2 separate regions of the Homo sapiens genome follow, and region 2 is linked to region 1. The links are chromatin loops, found by intact Hi-C in ENCODE. Cell type or tissue: thyroid gland. All regions are shown on one strand. Each heading gives the region's core, and the rest is flanking DNA. Links, peaks and the distances in the headings are about the cores only.

Region 1 (7,948 bases), core at 1,384-5,383:
ATGAAAAATAATACGATATTTGAGAAGGAAAGGCCAGAAGAAAGAAGGTCCTTTTCTTGAGGTTTTATAATAAAAATAAATGTTCGAAAATGACAAAACCTACATTATAAAATGGAAACTGCATTACATTCAGCATAATGTTAACTTAATCATGAATGCAGATATATAAATCATAAATGCTCTACATAATAGTTCTCTATCAACCACTAATTCTGCTTCTTTAAGAATCAGTAAAATGCTTAACCAACTAGGCATAAATAAAATGTCTCCATTCTGCTATTTATTTCTGTTTTTATTGTCCTGAATTTGTTCTCTGTATATAACTTTATTTTTTTCTACATTGTTTTGCAAAAATGGTTATTGCCTTGAATCATGGATTTTAATACTAATTAAGATATTTCTCAATATTTTAGTTGAAAAAATTATCAAAGTTCAGACTTTATTAGCTATAAAGTCTAAACTAACTGCATTTCCAAAGTTTTGCTTCCTTATAATACATTCCTCAAAATTCCACCCATCAATTTATTATTGCCCTGAAGATTACTTTGATCTATATTTGTGAGTTTCTTGAACTCTGTCCTCTGTCTGTGATCTGATATCCAGCGCTCTATGTCTGTTGTCTTTTTCTGTTGACCTGCAGTGCCTTGTTCTAGCTTTTGATTGGAAGGCCAACATACTGAATAAATCTGTGCTGAAAAGTAATTTCCCAAACTAAAGATTTTCTGCTACTTCCTGTTTAACAGTATTAAATAACTTCCACGGCCACAGACATATGGAGTTTCATAATTCTATTTCAAATCCACTATCATTCAAGCTACATAAGACCTATGGAGCAGATGTTTTGCCAATTCTTTGATTAAGTTTATGGTCTTATTCTAGAGAAGAACCCTTGAAATTTAAAATAACTGCCAAGATTTTGAGGGAAGTGGCCTCCAATCTTTCTTTGTTCTCTTTTTTTCTTTTTCTTTTTTTTTTTTTTTTTCGAGAAGGAGTCTTGCTCTGTCACCCAGGCTGGAGTGCAGTGGCGTGATCTCGGCTCACTGCAAGCTCCACCTCCCGGGTTCACCCCATTCTCCTGCCTCAGCCTTCTGAGTAGTTGGGACTTCAGGCACCTGCCACCATGCCTGGCTAAGTTTTTGTATTTTTAGTAGAGACGGGGTTTCACCATGTTAGCCAGGATGGTCTCGATGTCCTGACCTCGTGATCTGCCCACCTTGGCCTCCCAAAGTGCTGGGATTACAGGCATGATCCACTGCCAGTCTTTCTTTGTTCTTATCCCTGCTATGGCTTATTTCACATGCATTTAGTCAGATGAACCCAGGAAGGCTTGTCACGACTATTTTACCATAGATTAGTGCCAGGTGCAAAGATTTATGGACTGGAAACGAGCAAGCCTGCCCACCACTGTGGGTGCTGAAAGACTGACCTAATCAAATCTTCTGTCTTAGGAAGTTTGGGAGCCACAGATGTATAAGAACATGTGTGTAAATATTGTTGATCATTGTCAAGCAGTGTCTCCACTGCCCCAAAGTTGCCTACTCTAGGTACAGACCTTCAATTAAATGTTAGGAGAGTGCAAGGACCTCGAGATTTAGAGAAAAAATGACAAACGAGTAGATTCTAATGCCAATTCTGTTAATTACTTGTTGTGGGTTTGAGGAGCAGAAATAGCATGAATAAAAAATTCATTGTTCAATAATTATGTGTCTATAATCAATAGTAGCTATACCTTATAAAGCTGCTGAAGTCTATTTTTCAATTTGTAAAAGATTGTTGTGTTATAATGATTATGATGTGTGAAAATAACGTAACTTCCCTGATTCTCTTCATATGTACAGGTAGATAGACAATATTGTTTGGCTTTTCTAACATTTGATTGATGGTCCATAATCACAGGTGACATTCCTGGGTACTTAATCCTTTCAAACTCATCTCTTTCTCATTCTTCTTATCCTTTTCTTCCCAATCACTTTCTTTCATTATATTCTCAATCACTTCTTTTTATTGTATTTTCCAACTTCTCACTTTTCTCTTTCTTTAGAATTTCTCCTTTTGCCTTTGCTTTTGGTCTACTAGTAACACACTAAGACATGTGGTGACACTCCAGTCTAAGATAGACCATGACTCATGGACTACAAGGCATTTTGAGTTTCTTACCAAAAATCACAGTAAAAGTGATTATCATAGAAAAAGAATTTTAAAAATTTAATTTGCATTGATAGAAACAGCAAAAGACAAGAACTTAAGCCAGCTTTGCCTTTGATTTTTTGTTGTATTTTCCCTATAGTGCATATTTGGAGGTCACACTGGGTAGAGAGGACCTGCAAAATACAGTTAAAAATTCCATTACACAGGTTGGAAAAAATAAATGAGGACACTTGAGTTGTTTTCCGATAGAATTTCACACACTTTTATCATATCACTTTCATCCTAGGCCGCAAACCTTCCTCTGGCACTAAGAGAGGATGTGGGTTGCTTGGAATCTGCTCCAGACTGTCACTTCACTTAGCTGCCACAGAAAGACATTCCTTCTTAGTCATAACAGATCCATAGGGTCATATTTTTAGTTCATATCTCCTTCAATGAACGCATGTACTTGCTACTACTAGCAATACTGCATTAGCATCCTGAGAAGGATAGACGTAGGGTGGGGCTTTCCTTTGTCAAATTTGAAAGTCCAAAAATGATGTTTCCAGAAACTTTGGTAAAACTTGGCCTTCATAGAATTTGTAACAATTATATTATAAGACAGTAATAAAAAGTCATGTCAATAAGTTCAGTCTGTGTTCTCAGAATGCCTGCGGTAAGCAGTCATAATTCTGTGGTTGGCAAATGTAATGCTACCATGCAGTTATTAAAATCCTTCTCAATAAATTTTATTTCCACAGGAAAATGTGTTAAAAAGATACCTAGGTTGTACGTGATGATGGTTTGTGAAGATAAACTTTGTATCCCTCGCTTGTAACAACAGGTGCTAGTTCTTTATCATTCTTGGGTGGTTATATCGCTTGACTGGAATAGAATTTGGGAGATTGATTCATATTCTACATTGGTAGTTTCTTTATTGCCTCATCTGGGAAAGTAATTATTTCTCTCTAATACTTATTTCTATTAGTTTTAAAGGATAGAGAAAAGTAGAGAAAAAGAGTAGACAGGTAGGACCCTAAGGCAGTTTCATCAAAGGCAGTTCAGCATTGATTTTATTTTTTTCAGAGATGGGTTTGTTTCTGTTTTTTATGTTAGTGTTTAGCATCAGTTTTTATTTGAATAAAAAATTAGAGCAGCTAAGGAGCTTAAAAACTGTGTCTTAGGGCACTTTTAGAAACACTCCATGTTTTATTTTCATTAGGCAAGAAATAATGATAATGGTATTTACATCCTTACCTCCATAACACTCACTGTCCCAACTCCTACTTTCTTCCCAGATGCCATCATTGTTGTGGAAGTATAATTAGATCAAATGTATGAAATGCCTTCTGCTTTGAGAGAAAGACCCTCTGAAAATACAAGTTGTCATTATCCTTGTCTCCCAGAGACACATTCAACCACAGATGTCTCCATCCTAACTCAGGGCCTATCAATCTGTGATATTTAAACTTTAGAAAACAGTTGGAGTTATCTGATGTCTTCTAAAGAACCACAGAGCTACAGATCTTAGTGGGAGATTGAGCAGCAGGATAATACACCCAGGACACCAAATATGTATCCTTTATTTTCTTTATTCCTTCTCCACTTCATTTTTTTCCAGTCACTCTCCTCTCTCTTCTTACCTATACTCCCAACCCCCTCTCCACATGGTCCTAAGGCCTTAAGATTTTCTTTAAATTTTATTAAAAGGAGCATTTTTATTAACGAAAAGTATCTTTATTAAAAGGGGTACTGATAGATCATTGTCATCACTTCAGTTTTCTCCCTCATTTAGAAGTTGGCATGAAGGGTTTGATGTACTGAACAGTATCATCTGCTCTAATGATCTGTAGACTGGAACAGCAGCTCAAAGGCTTCAGCCTTTCTGCCTCACACTGTGCAAGGGGAAACGGCTGGTGCTCATGTTTTATTGGAAGGATGGGAACAAAGGAAGTTAAGAGGACTACAGAGGGGCCATGTGAGTCATAACAAGCCTTGTGAAATCGTTTCAACTCCTTTCCTCAACCTTAGCTGTTGTGACAAATGTGTCAAAGCTTTAGACAGGGAATACTGGATGTTGATGGAGCCTGGGTAGATGTAGCACAGGATTGTGCCTCCAAGTCAAGGTACTGAAGCCAGAAATAGAGAAAAGAAAACTCTTTGCAGAAGAATATTGACATTTACTCTTACACTAGCTAAGCATTCTTAATTTAAGAAAAAATTCATTTCCGGTCTAGAAATCCACTTTGTCACAATCCTTGTGACTGCTTTATATTTGTATTGATGCCATTACAATCTGTTGACCTGAGATTGAAATCTATAAAACAACCAAATACTTAGAAGAAACGTATTCATCTCAAGGTGTGCAAGTAGCTTGCTCCCACATGTGAAGGGGTGTTCTTGCCTTCCCTGGGCCAGCTGTCATCAATCTGAGATTTCATTTAGATTTTCTGTGAACAAGTATGTTGGGTAAGTTGTGACTTCTCTGCAAAGAAACCAGATATGCATTAAAGCCCGCATGGCTTCCCTCTGGGACATATATCTGGGGCTGAGCTCGAAGCGATGATGACAAAAGTGCCCCAAGTAAGGTGCCAGTGTTTCTGTCACCTACTCTATGGGGACTTTAAGTTTATAAGTCCTTGAATTTTTCCATGACTATCTAGGAGCATAGGAGAAGTTAATATTGAATTCTTCAGATTGCACCTTATTTTCTGTTCATTTCCCTCCACATCAGCAGGGACAGCCAATGAAAGGACACTAGTAACCTTTCCCAGAGGAAGCGAAGGCCACCACATGTCTAAAAACTGAACCTGAAGTTTCTTTGCTTTGCACTCTGTTGTATTTCTTAGTTGTGATTCAGCTTTAAGTGGGAGTTAAGGAAGAAATTTGCTTCTAAGGCAAGTAGCTGGATTTTCACTGGCTATAAAAGGTTGCATGTCAGAGCTTTGTTTTTGGATTTGAGAGGCTGCCTTATCACCAGAAAATGAAGATGTAGAAACTCAAAAGAACTGCATTCTTATTTTCCATTCTTCTACACACCCTAGTAGAAATTTTTACTTACTTTATTATGCTTTAAAATCTGCATCTGCAAAATGGGGATAAATAACCTTTATTGACCTCTTAAAAACACTGTAAGGCAGGTAGTTAATGCCTTTAAAGTCTAAGGTAAGTAGCTGTTCAATCAAGAGGGTTTTATTATTATTATTATTATTATTATTATTATAATACCAATCACAGAGTGAGGTCACACCAAATAATTGTTTTCTTTTGTGTCTAATGATACATTCTTAAAGCTGTTAGGGAGCCACTTTCATCACAGAGTTAACTGGAGTCCTGTTGATTACTCTTTGAAATTGAATGCGAAAAGATTGCTAATGTCCAGTGGAGAAACAGGTACTCTTAGACGCTGTTGGTGGGAGTGTAAATTGGAGCAGTCTTTTGGAAGGCAATTTGGTAAATTCTATCAAAATTTAAAGTGTTCAAACTCCTTTAACCAAGCAATTTCACTGGTGGGTTGTAGTCTTAGAGAAAAACTTTCACATGTGCTAAAAGTAGCAAGTACAAGGATGGGGCAGGAATTTGAGCCTTTCTTTTTTAGATAGTAAAAAGCATTAGAAATTCTTACATGTTTGCCAAGGCACAACTGGAAAAACTTAAGTGACAGTACATGCATACTGTGATATTCTATGCAGCAGTTAAAAAGAATGAAGATCTGTTTGTACTGATGGGAATATACTTAGATGTATATCTAAGTGAAAAAAAACATGTTCCCATTTATGTTACAAAAGATATATTTTTATGTGTGTATCTATTTGGAGAGTTTAGGAATATATATATACCAAATTGATGACCTCTGAGAAGGAGAATAGAAAGAGTGAGCAAAGGGAAGTGTGATTTTACTTCTACTCTATGGTTCCATATCCTTTGGGTTGTTTAAAATACAGAGAAGAAGTTAGGTGTTTTTTATTAAAATAATTAATAGATTGCAGAGCCACTTCTATTTCCCAATTGAAAATTGTCAAGACAGTTCTATAGTCTATTTCTGTTGTAGGAACCGTCAGGATTGATGGAACAAGAGGTAAAATTGTCAGGGAAAAGTCAAGGCTTAGATGTATTGTCTCCATTGGCTTCAGTTTCCCTAACCCCCTTTTCTCCATTTTGTTATAAGACACTAGAGGGTGCAGGAATAAGAAAAAGAAAAATAGGAATGGTATTTTTGAAAGTATATTTCACAGAACACTTACCTTAGGCTTGAATGGGGATTCTTTTATTCAAAGCAAAATCTACAGGACTCCATTTCTCCATTTCTCTTTCCTGGAAAAACCCAATTTCCCTGTAATGCAGCTTGCCTGGAATTGGCTGTAATCTCAGCTTCACAAATGGGCCCTGACTGACCTAAGCCCATCCACTCTACCATAATTTGTTGAGGTGTAAACAAACCGAAAACAATCAGCACTTCACATTTCTATGGCCATAGTGAATGATACAAGGTGGGCATACGGCTTAATCAGAAGAGGCTAACAATTTTATTCAATGTTTGGAGGAAAGGAAGCTTTCTCTTCTGTTTGGAGATAAGCAGGTACTACCTGGAGAGACTACTATAATATAAGGGAGCTGCCTGGGGATGAAGCTGACATAAGGAGGACGTCAGAGATGAATGAGTGAATTTCAGAGAATGAAGCTGCATACACACCTGGTGCTTGAAACTCACACTATTTTTTAGTTAAGTGTGACCATAAACTCCCTTAGTCCTTTGGTTTTTTTTGTTTTGTTTTTCTTTTTTGAGACGGAGTCTCACTCTCTCTGTTGCCCAGGCTACAGTATAGTACTGTGATCTCAGCTCACTGCAACCTCTGCCTCCTGGATTTAAGCGACTGATTCTCCTGCCTCAACCTCCTGAGTAGCTGGGATTATAGGCGTGCACCACCGCAATGTTTGTATTTTTAGTAGAGTCAGGGTTTCGCTATGTTGGCCAGGCTGGTCTCAAATTCCTGACCACAAGTGATCTGCCCACTTTGGCTTCCCAACGTGCTGGGATTACAGGCGTGAGCCACCATGTCTGACAAACTCCCTCTTTTCTTTAAATCAATTTTGACTGAGATTTCTGTTATTTGGAGGTAAAACATCCCAAATTGATATGTCTTGGATGTTTGTCCTCCAAATCTCATGTTGAAATGTAACCCCCGGTGTCGGAGGTGGGCTTAGTAGGAATTGTTTGGAACATGCAGATGGGTCCCTCATGAATTGCTTAGCACCGTCCCCTTGGTGATGAGTGAGTTCTCACACTGAGTCCACATCAGATCTAGTTGTTTAAAAGTGTGTGGCTTCTGTCTCTCTCTCTCTCGGTCCTGCTCTTGCTGTGTGATGAATCAGTTCACCCCTTCACCTTCTGCCATGATTGCAAGCTCCTTGAAGCCCTCGCCAGAAGCAGATGTCAGCATCATGCTTCTTGTACGGCCCGTAGAAGCATTAGCCAATTAAACCTCTTTCTTAATAAACTACCCAGCCTTGGGTATTTCTTTATGTAATAGCAATGCCAGAACTGATTAACACGTAACTGATACACATATTGCATATCATAAGAAGCAATATAAAATGCTGATTCAGAATGTGACTCACGTCAGAGTGCTAGGATTTGAATCCTGCTATCACTTAGTGACTGAGCAATCTTGGGCGAGTAAAATAGAAATAATAAGGATACCAATCTCATAGTATTGTTGTTATGATTTAATGAGTTAATATATGTAAAATGCTTGACACCGTGGCTGGCATGTAATATACTGAATGAATTATTAGTGCAGCAATAACCACTGGGTGAAAA
Region 2 (7,948 bases), core at 2,704-6,703, 47 kb before region 1:
CTCTCCCAAGGTGGAAGGGCTGAGGGATCTCTCTTGAGATTCTTTTGTAAGAGCACTAGTCCCATTCATGAAGACTCCACTCACGACCTAATCACCTCTCAAACACTCCATCCTTTAATATTAATACCCTTACATTAGGGATAAGGATTTAACATTTGAATTTGGCTGGTGGCGGGGGGGCGCAAATATTCAGACTATATCAGAATGGAAAGAGCATTTCCAGTCACTGCTCACCTGAAAAAATCCGCTGTGTCACAGGCTGTCTCAGGTTCCTGGCCAGAATGAAGGTTCTGTTCATTATCCAAGTTGGTCAGTTCAGAAATCACAATTTGCTGGCTTTTTATATAGCTGAGAATGCCATTACCATTGAATCCATAATGATACCTGCTTGTGAACAGGCAATTTTTCCTGGAATTGGCACCATCAAGCTGAACTCATGAAACTGAAAATATATTGCACATGGAAACTCTTCTCCACTTAAAAAATATCCTGGGAATTTGATGGAATAAACCTGGCTGAAAGAAGAAGTCAAGTCACATTAGTACCAGGCTTTCTTTATAGACTATACAAGAATAAATGGGAAGAAATGTCCTCTCAAAAACTTGTAGTAGTGTAATATTGTGGTATAAGATGGATCTGAAGAAAAAGGCAACAATGTCAGCTCACCAACTTCCAGGGCTTTCCCTTTGTTTTCCAAAGATGCCTTAGGAAGGGGAATGGTACAGAGACTCATGGACATCTACTGAGAGCAAGGCTTTAGGAGAATTGTCTCCCTTAAGCTCATGAAAATTATAAATTTAGTACCGTGATTTCTATGATAGTGTTTTGGAGCTTACAGAGGTAAACAGGACCAAGGTACCAGAATTCGAGCTCAGGTCTCTCTGACACCAAAATCCACCATACCATGGTGCTTCTGATGTAAGGTGTAAAAAAGACAATAGCCACCTCTCCCAGTCTGCCTCCTTCCAACCTCCCACACAATTGATTACGATGGAATCAAACATTGTCAGCTGAGAGCTATAATAAGGTCAGAGTTACTTGTTGTAATTTATTTTGACTGAAATATGTACATATCTAGATATAGTTGGAAGGTATATGTGATTGCCAGAGTATATAAAGATCAACTTAGACTACCTAATGATTATGAATGGAGCACATACCCAAAGCTATGTGTGATGATATATTTTAGTGGATTAAATATATTAAAAGTTCTCTTTCTCTTCTTGGCCATCTTACTTGATTGTCTTTCTGCCTAGGGTTTCACACAGCAGTGATTCACCATAAGCCAGGCCAGATGCTTTGTCCATTGTTGGCCTCTTAAGGTGTTGTAAAAGTTAAGTTAGGTTATAGTTGTAAAATAGAGTACATGATTTAGGAAAAACATACCTGTATGGAATATCTTTAAAAGGCTAAGTGTGGTAGCACATGTAATTCTGACATTGTATCTTTTCTCTAGGCCAGGGGTTAGCAAATTATAGCCCAGGGGCCACATTTCACCTTCTGTCTCTTTTTTGTATGGCCTGCAAACTAAGAATGATTTCCAACCATTTTTAAGTGGTTGGATTAAAAAAATAAAATGATATTTTGTGAAACATGGAAATTCCATGAAATTCAAATTTCATGGTCCGTAAATAAAGTTTTATTGAAACAGCCACATTCATTTGTTTGTGTATGATCTATGGCAGCAGAGTTGTTGTTGCAACAGAGACCATAAGATTCTCAAGACCTAAAATATTTATTATCTGTCCTTTTGCAGAAAACTTAACCCACCTCTGGTCTAGGCAGTAAAGAAGTACTTATTTGAAAGTACGTGGCAACGCATATGAAATCGGCACACTGGATAGTGAAGCTCAAGTGTTGGGTGTATGAAAGGAATCACTCTTCAGATGGGTACCCAAAAGTGTGGGAGGGGAAGCATCTGAAAAGAGAAAGTGTGTAAGAATTAAAGAGGCATCCTGTGTCCATACAGCCTGGGAACAGAAAAGAAGGGAAATGCAGCTTACGTATGGATGTGTAGTCTTGATATACACAACATAAAACATAGATTGATTTTCACTGCTGTTGTCCTGCCATATTGTTTGGTGTCTGAAAACAATAAAATACCTGTACATTTGCTTGGAAGCATCCTTTCATTTCTCCCTTGATGTTCATTAGACTTACATGCTTGAGAAAATTCCAAATCAACCTCTCTTTCATAGTTACTTTTTTTTTGTAATAGCCTCTGTACCAGCTAAGCTCTCCAGTGTTGAGGGGAAGGACTTGACTTCCAGACCCTGGCAGCCCTGCTCTTCTCTGCCTCCTTGAAGAAACGGGCTCAGATGGAAAGACGTCTGGTCAAGAGCCCGTTATCGGGGATATTACCCGTTCTATGAGTGGCACTTCCCACCCACCCATCATTATCGAAATACACTTGGCTGCTAATTTCCTGGAAGATTCAAATGCTCCTACTTCAAGGTCATCTCAAAGGAGAGTTTAAAGAGCATCTCTCTACCCCTCCCTTCCCTTGTAAAATATGTATATTTACAAGAGCATGCATAAATGGTCACCAGGGAAGATAAGCTATCAGAGAGTTGGGAGATCTCTTTCCTCATACAGTTCACATATCACTGAAGCAGATAAAATTGGTTTCGTACCTAGCCTCCGAATACACTGTTAAGGACTCTGTCCTGAAAATTGATCTATACCACTACGATAAAATTCAGAACATCTCTTTCATAAATATCTAACGGTGGCGTCAATGGCTGCTGCTCCTGCCTGGCTCCCAGGGACTGCGCTCTGGCAGGCAGAGAGCGGCCTTTAGCTCATGGCCTGTGTTTGCACTGTGACTGTCGTCAGAGGCTGCCTCAAAACTTAATTAAAGCATTAGGTTGAGTGCAGTACGATGTAAGCCTCAGTTTACAGTTATTAAAGTCAGTTGCCTGACTGCCCATGGAATGTTAGATTAAATCTCTGTTTAATTTTAATAATAATAATAATGATGGCATCCGGGATCCACCACTTGTCATTTTCCAAATGCTGTGTGCAGTTTTTTTCATGCCTGCTTCCTGTGGCCCTGAGTGCTGCATGTGTTACTGTCAGGCTTTGTAACTCACTAAAAGCCGACAGGACTGCAGGATTTCTTTGTTCTGTCTTATAGTACTAATGTCATTTGAAAAGTCAATGCATCCATGTATCTAGAGTTAGACATAAAGACCTCAGTTGGAAGCCATATGTGTACCATATGGGGCATCTGTGAAAAACAGAGGTAAAATAGTAGATAAAAATTAAGCAAGCATAAGGTCAGCTCTTACATGGTAACTCTAATTGGCTATTAGACAAAATTTGATTGGACAAATATGGAAAGATTGTATTCATTCCAATGTAGAAAAAATGTGAACCAGTCTTTACGTGGTGATATATAACCTTGGGATTGAATCAGAAGCCTGGCACATAGTAGGTATTTAATAGATGCTTACTAAATAGTGGAATGAGGGATAGTGAGCAACAACCTTGGAGCCAGAAGATGTAGTAATGAGACTCTGCTTTTGTCATTCACAGTATCTGTCAGCTAAAGCAAGGAACGCAACCTCAGTTTAATTTACACTAAGGAAAGACTAGGTTTCTTCCTCTCTAAAGTAGAGAAATGCCTGCTTCCCAAGACTTCTGTATGGGCTGAGTTGAATAATTAATGTGAAGTACTTTGCAAACTTATGTAAGTTATGTGATGTATTATTTTCTTTACTAAAATTGCTACCTATGGATTGATGACTTAAACAGGTGCCGAGAAGGATCCAGATACTGCAAGACAAAAGATAGTTTATTATGAATTAAAAATTGCATATTTGAAAGAAACACACCATGTAAATTAAAGCCATATGTATAAATGATATAATGATTTTGGTGACATAAAAAAAAAGAGTCAGAATCATAAGATCTAAAACCTAGGACCGGTTTTGCTACTCTTATAAGTATGTGATTTTTGGCAAGTTCCTCTCCTTGCTTTCTTTAATCAGGAGACAGGACTGAGTGATTTTGAAGTCTTTTCCAGTTCTGTGATTCAGTGATGCAGATCCTAGCAGACTCAAGAGCATGTCAAGTTCTTCATTCTTAAATTCATATGTATGTGTTTCTGTACACCTCAAATTTTATTTTGTTCCTGCATGAAAATATTAACTCTCCCCTTAAAGGAGTCCCAAGAGTCTCTGAGTGAGATTGGAAGAGAAGGGACATTAGCAAAGTACAAATCAAGTTACTGGGTTTTGTGTGGCCCATCATTTTGTAGAATTGAATTTTTATACACAACTAGAGGTTTCTAAGTGAGCTTTCTGAGATACTTCCTTTAGCTCCCTCCCTTTCTCTCTATCTTTAGCTGACTCACAGAAGACAAGTGGTATCTGGTGCTGGGAGCTTCTGGTATGCAGGGATATTGCCAGTGATTCTCTCTGGGCTCTTTATTCTGGTTGAGCCATGGATGGAAAGCTCTGGTGGTCACAGCTCATAGAGACTGTATTTACCCTTCAATGGTGAATGATTTCTGAAGAGCCAATGGAGGCTGAAATTCTGATTTAAGCAAATAGCAGTCAACTAAGTATTTTCTGGAGGAAAACGACTGAAGTCTCTAATGTTGGGGTCAGGGGTGGGGGTGTTGTGTGATGTCAGCAAACCTATCACTGCTATTCTTCTCACTCGTGCCATAGATGTGAGTTTCTAAAACCTTGAATTTGCATTTTGAAATTAAATTATTCTGTTGTGTAAATTTCTTAGATGGCCTCCTTACTTGCTAAGTGACTGGTGGTTTATTGTACAAATTTAGAAAAATGCTACTTATCTCTAAAAAACTGTATTTCTAAAAACTCCCATGATGAGGGCTCTCCTGTTTTTTTACTACTACTATTACTACTACTACTACTACTAGTATTATTTACATAAAATGATTTCGCGATCATATACAAATTCATCTTAACACCATCCCATTTTTGCTTATTGGGCCTCTTTCTGCAAAGCAATTTGAATCCTTTGGCTCTTTCCTGAGGAGGGTTAAAAGTGAAATAAACAATTATGCACCAGGGAGGGAAAACATAAAGACCAAAATAAAACATAACTATCATATCTCATTTAGGGTTCTCTCTGAAGTCTCTTTTATCTAGAATTCACTTATGCTAACCCGAGGCCTGTGGTCTTATTTAATATCAGTCTGTAATAAAGAGCCCTTCAGCTAAATATGGTCGTATTCCACTATTAACTGCAGCTCTTGAAGCAGTCATCGAGGGAAGGAGAGTCGGAACCCTTCAATGTCAAGACGTTTAGAGGCACTCTAGCATCAATCAAGATGCACGTTCGCTAAGTGCCTGCTTTCATTTACATGAAATATTCATACAGCATTCCGTTTTGCTTTTCTCTCTCCTAATCATCACTTTTCGGAAGAAGCTACAATCATCTCAGTTAGGGGAGGGTGTTATGGGACGTGCTGTACCTTTCAAAGTCAGGCTTCCTGCAGATAGCTAGTTCTGTAATGAGGCAGCAGACTGCATAGACCGCCAAAGGTCTCCCTCACAGAGGCTGGCCTTGTTATCATGTACTATTCATCTTCAAGTATACAACTTAGTGCAAATGAAAGTAATTAATTAACCATAACAAACCTGTCAAAAAGCTATTTAGGATTTTGACAGAAAAAAAAATTTAACATTTGCTTTAAGTGGAAAACAAAAATCCTAGCTCAGAAAATTCAGAAGCAATTCTATTTATGCAAGCTTTTCCATTATTGCTCCCCCTTAATTACATAAGTAGCATTTAAATTAATTTTCAGTCCTTTTGATTTATATTAATTGTATGATGCTTTTAAAGTTGACACAAGTTTTTTTTTTTTTTTTTTTTAAGATAGCACTTGGGTGAGAAAATTTGTCCCTATATAAATAATTTCAAAAAGTAGATATGGTATACTTTTGGTTATCTAAATTGTGATTAAGAGTACATGGTAACTGGGGAGTACCTTCTCTCCCTTCATTTCTTCCTTCTTTTCTCCCTGCCTCATTCCCTGCCTCCTTTCCTCCTTTGTTCTCCCCTTTCCTCCTTCCAAAATAGCAATTTAATTGTGTATTACTGGAAATTTTTCCTTAAATATTAAACATGTTTTAAACATTCACCTATGTTGTAGCATGTGTCAACAGCTGGCTCCTTTTCATTGCAGAATAGTTTTCCATTGTATGGCTACACCAAATTTTGGTTATTCATTCACCAGTAGACGGATGGCTATTATAAATAATGGTGCTGTCCAAATTCTTTTGAATAACATTATAGTAGCAAATCTTTACCAGTTGAAGATAGCTTTGGTTTCAGCGAGCAGAATAAAGTTACTTGAAGCCCAATTGATAAGTCAAATAAATAGAGGGAAAGTGTTGATTGCTATTAAAAGTAAAGTATCATTATAGAAAAGAGTTATGTGATTTGTCAATTGTATAAGGAATTTCTAAAGAGCAGTTGTCATTTTTAAAATTTTTAATTTTCAATTGTGAGTACATAAGAGTTGTAGATATTTATTAGGTGTATGTGATGTTTTGATACAGGCATATAGTATGTGATAATCAAATCAGAGCAACTGAGGTTTCTATCATCTCAAGTCTTTATCATTTCTTCGTGTTATGAATATTCCAATTTCACTCTGTTATTTTAAAGTATACAATAAATTATTGTTAACTATAGTCATTGTATTGTGCCTCCAAATACTAGATGTTATTCATTGTATCTAACTGGTATTTTTGTACCCATTACCCATCTCCACTTTATCCCCTCACCCCACTTTGTTACTCTTTCCAGCCTCTGGAAAGCATATTCCAGTCTTTAACACCATGAGTTAATTTTTTTTTTTTTTTTTTTTTTTTAGCTGCCACGTACAAGTGAGAACATGGGATATTTATCTTTCTGTGCCTGGCTTATTTGATTTAACATAATGTCCTCCAGTCTCATCCATGTCATTGCTAATGACAGGATTTCTTCCTTTTTTTTTTTTTTTTTTTTTTGAAACAGAGCTTCCCTCTGTCATATAGGCTGGAGTGCAGTGGCATGATCTTGGCTCACTGAAACCTCCACTCCCAGGTTCAAGTGATTCTCCTGCCTCTGCCTCTGGAGTAGCTGGGATTACAGGCATGCACCACCACACCTGGCTAATTTTTGTATTTTTAGTAGAGATGGGGTTTCACCATGCTGGCCAGGCTGGTCTCAAACTCTTGGCCTCAAGTGATCCACCCGCCTTTGCCTCCCAAAGTGTTGGAATCACAGGCGTGAGCCACTGTGTCCATATCCACATTGTGGAATTTCCACTGTGGATATGAACCACCTTTACTTTATGCCTTCAGCCATTCATGGATACTAAGGTTGCTTCCGTATATTGACTATTATAAATAGAGCTGCAGTAAATGTGGGAGTACAGATATCTTTTTGATATACTGATTTTCTTTTTTATGGTTATATACTCAGCAGTGGGATTGCTGCATCATATGGTAGCTCTATTTTTAGTTTTTTGAGAAATCTTCATACTGTTTTAATATACCTGTTGGCCATTTGTATGTCAAAAGACAGTTATCAATTTTGAGTAATGTCAGCATCTTTATCATGTAATTATTCTCCCCATGGATAAGATCTATATTAATTTAAAAAATGAAACTGATTGCTATTTAGTCATACCCCTAAGTATGTATTTCATTTTTTCAAGTTCCATTTCAGAAAGCAGTTTAATTAGTCTATACTTATCCTTGAATAATAACTGTGACAGATACCAAGTAAAACAAAGTTCTTGGTGGGGGGCAGTAGCTGAAGAACTACGTATGAAGAATGCTTAGTTTTCAAATTTAAAAATAAAAAATCAACATCAGTAAATATAATTAAAGCAATTAGATTATAAATACATCGATAGTGCCATCATTGCCTTTTAGGTGCATTGCTACCATAGAATAATTGTAGATTTGAAATAACA

What was found. A loop is a pair of places that touch in the nucleus more often than their neighbours do. Peaks named below come from ENCODE experiments on the same cell type or tissue, not always from the same donor. Only the 100,000 strongest peaks of a DNase experiment are listed, where the experiment ranks them.
Region 2: it touches region 1 in a loop (5-fold over the local background); 1 of 110 quality-filtered maps calls a loop at or near these places.

The regions. Positions count from the first base shown.
Region 1 is chr15:37,767,824-37,775,771 of GRCh38, reverse strand. No RefSeq gene overlaps it. Among named protein-coding and RNA genes, the nearest start is that of TMCO5A, 160 kb to the left of the region's middle. In thyroid gland, for the core only: no CTCF peak of the experiment used is centred there; no DNase peak of the experiment used is centred there.
Region 2 is chr15:37,815,843-37,823,790 of GRCh38, reverse strand. No RefSeq gene overlaps it. Among named protein-coding and RNA genes, the nearest start is that of TMCO5A, 110 kb to the left of the region's middle. In thyroid gland, for the core only: no CTCF peak of the experiment used is centred there; a DNase peak (open chromatin) is centred at 4,420; H3K27ac peaks cover 2,866 bases.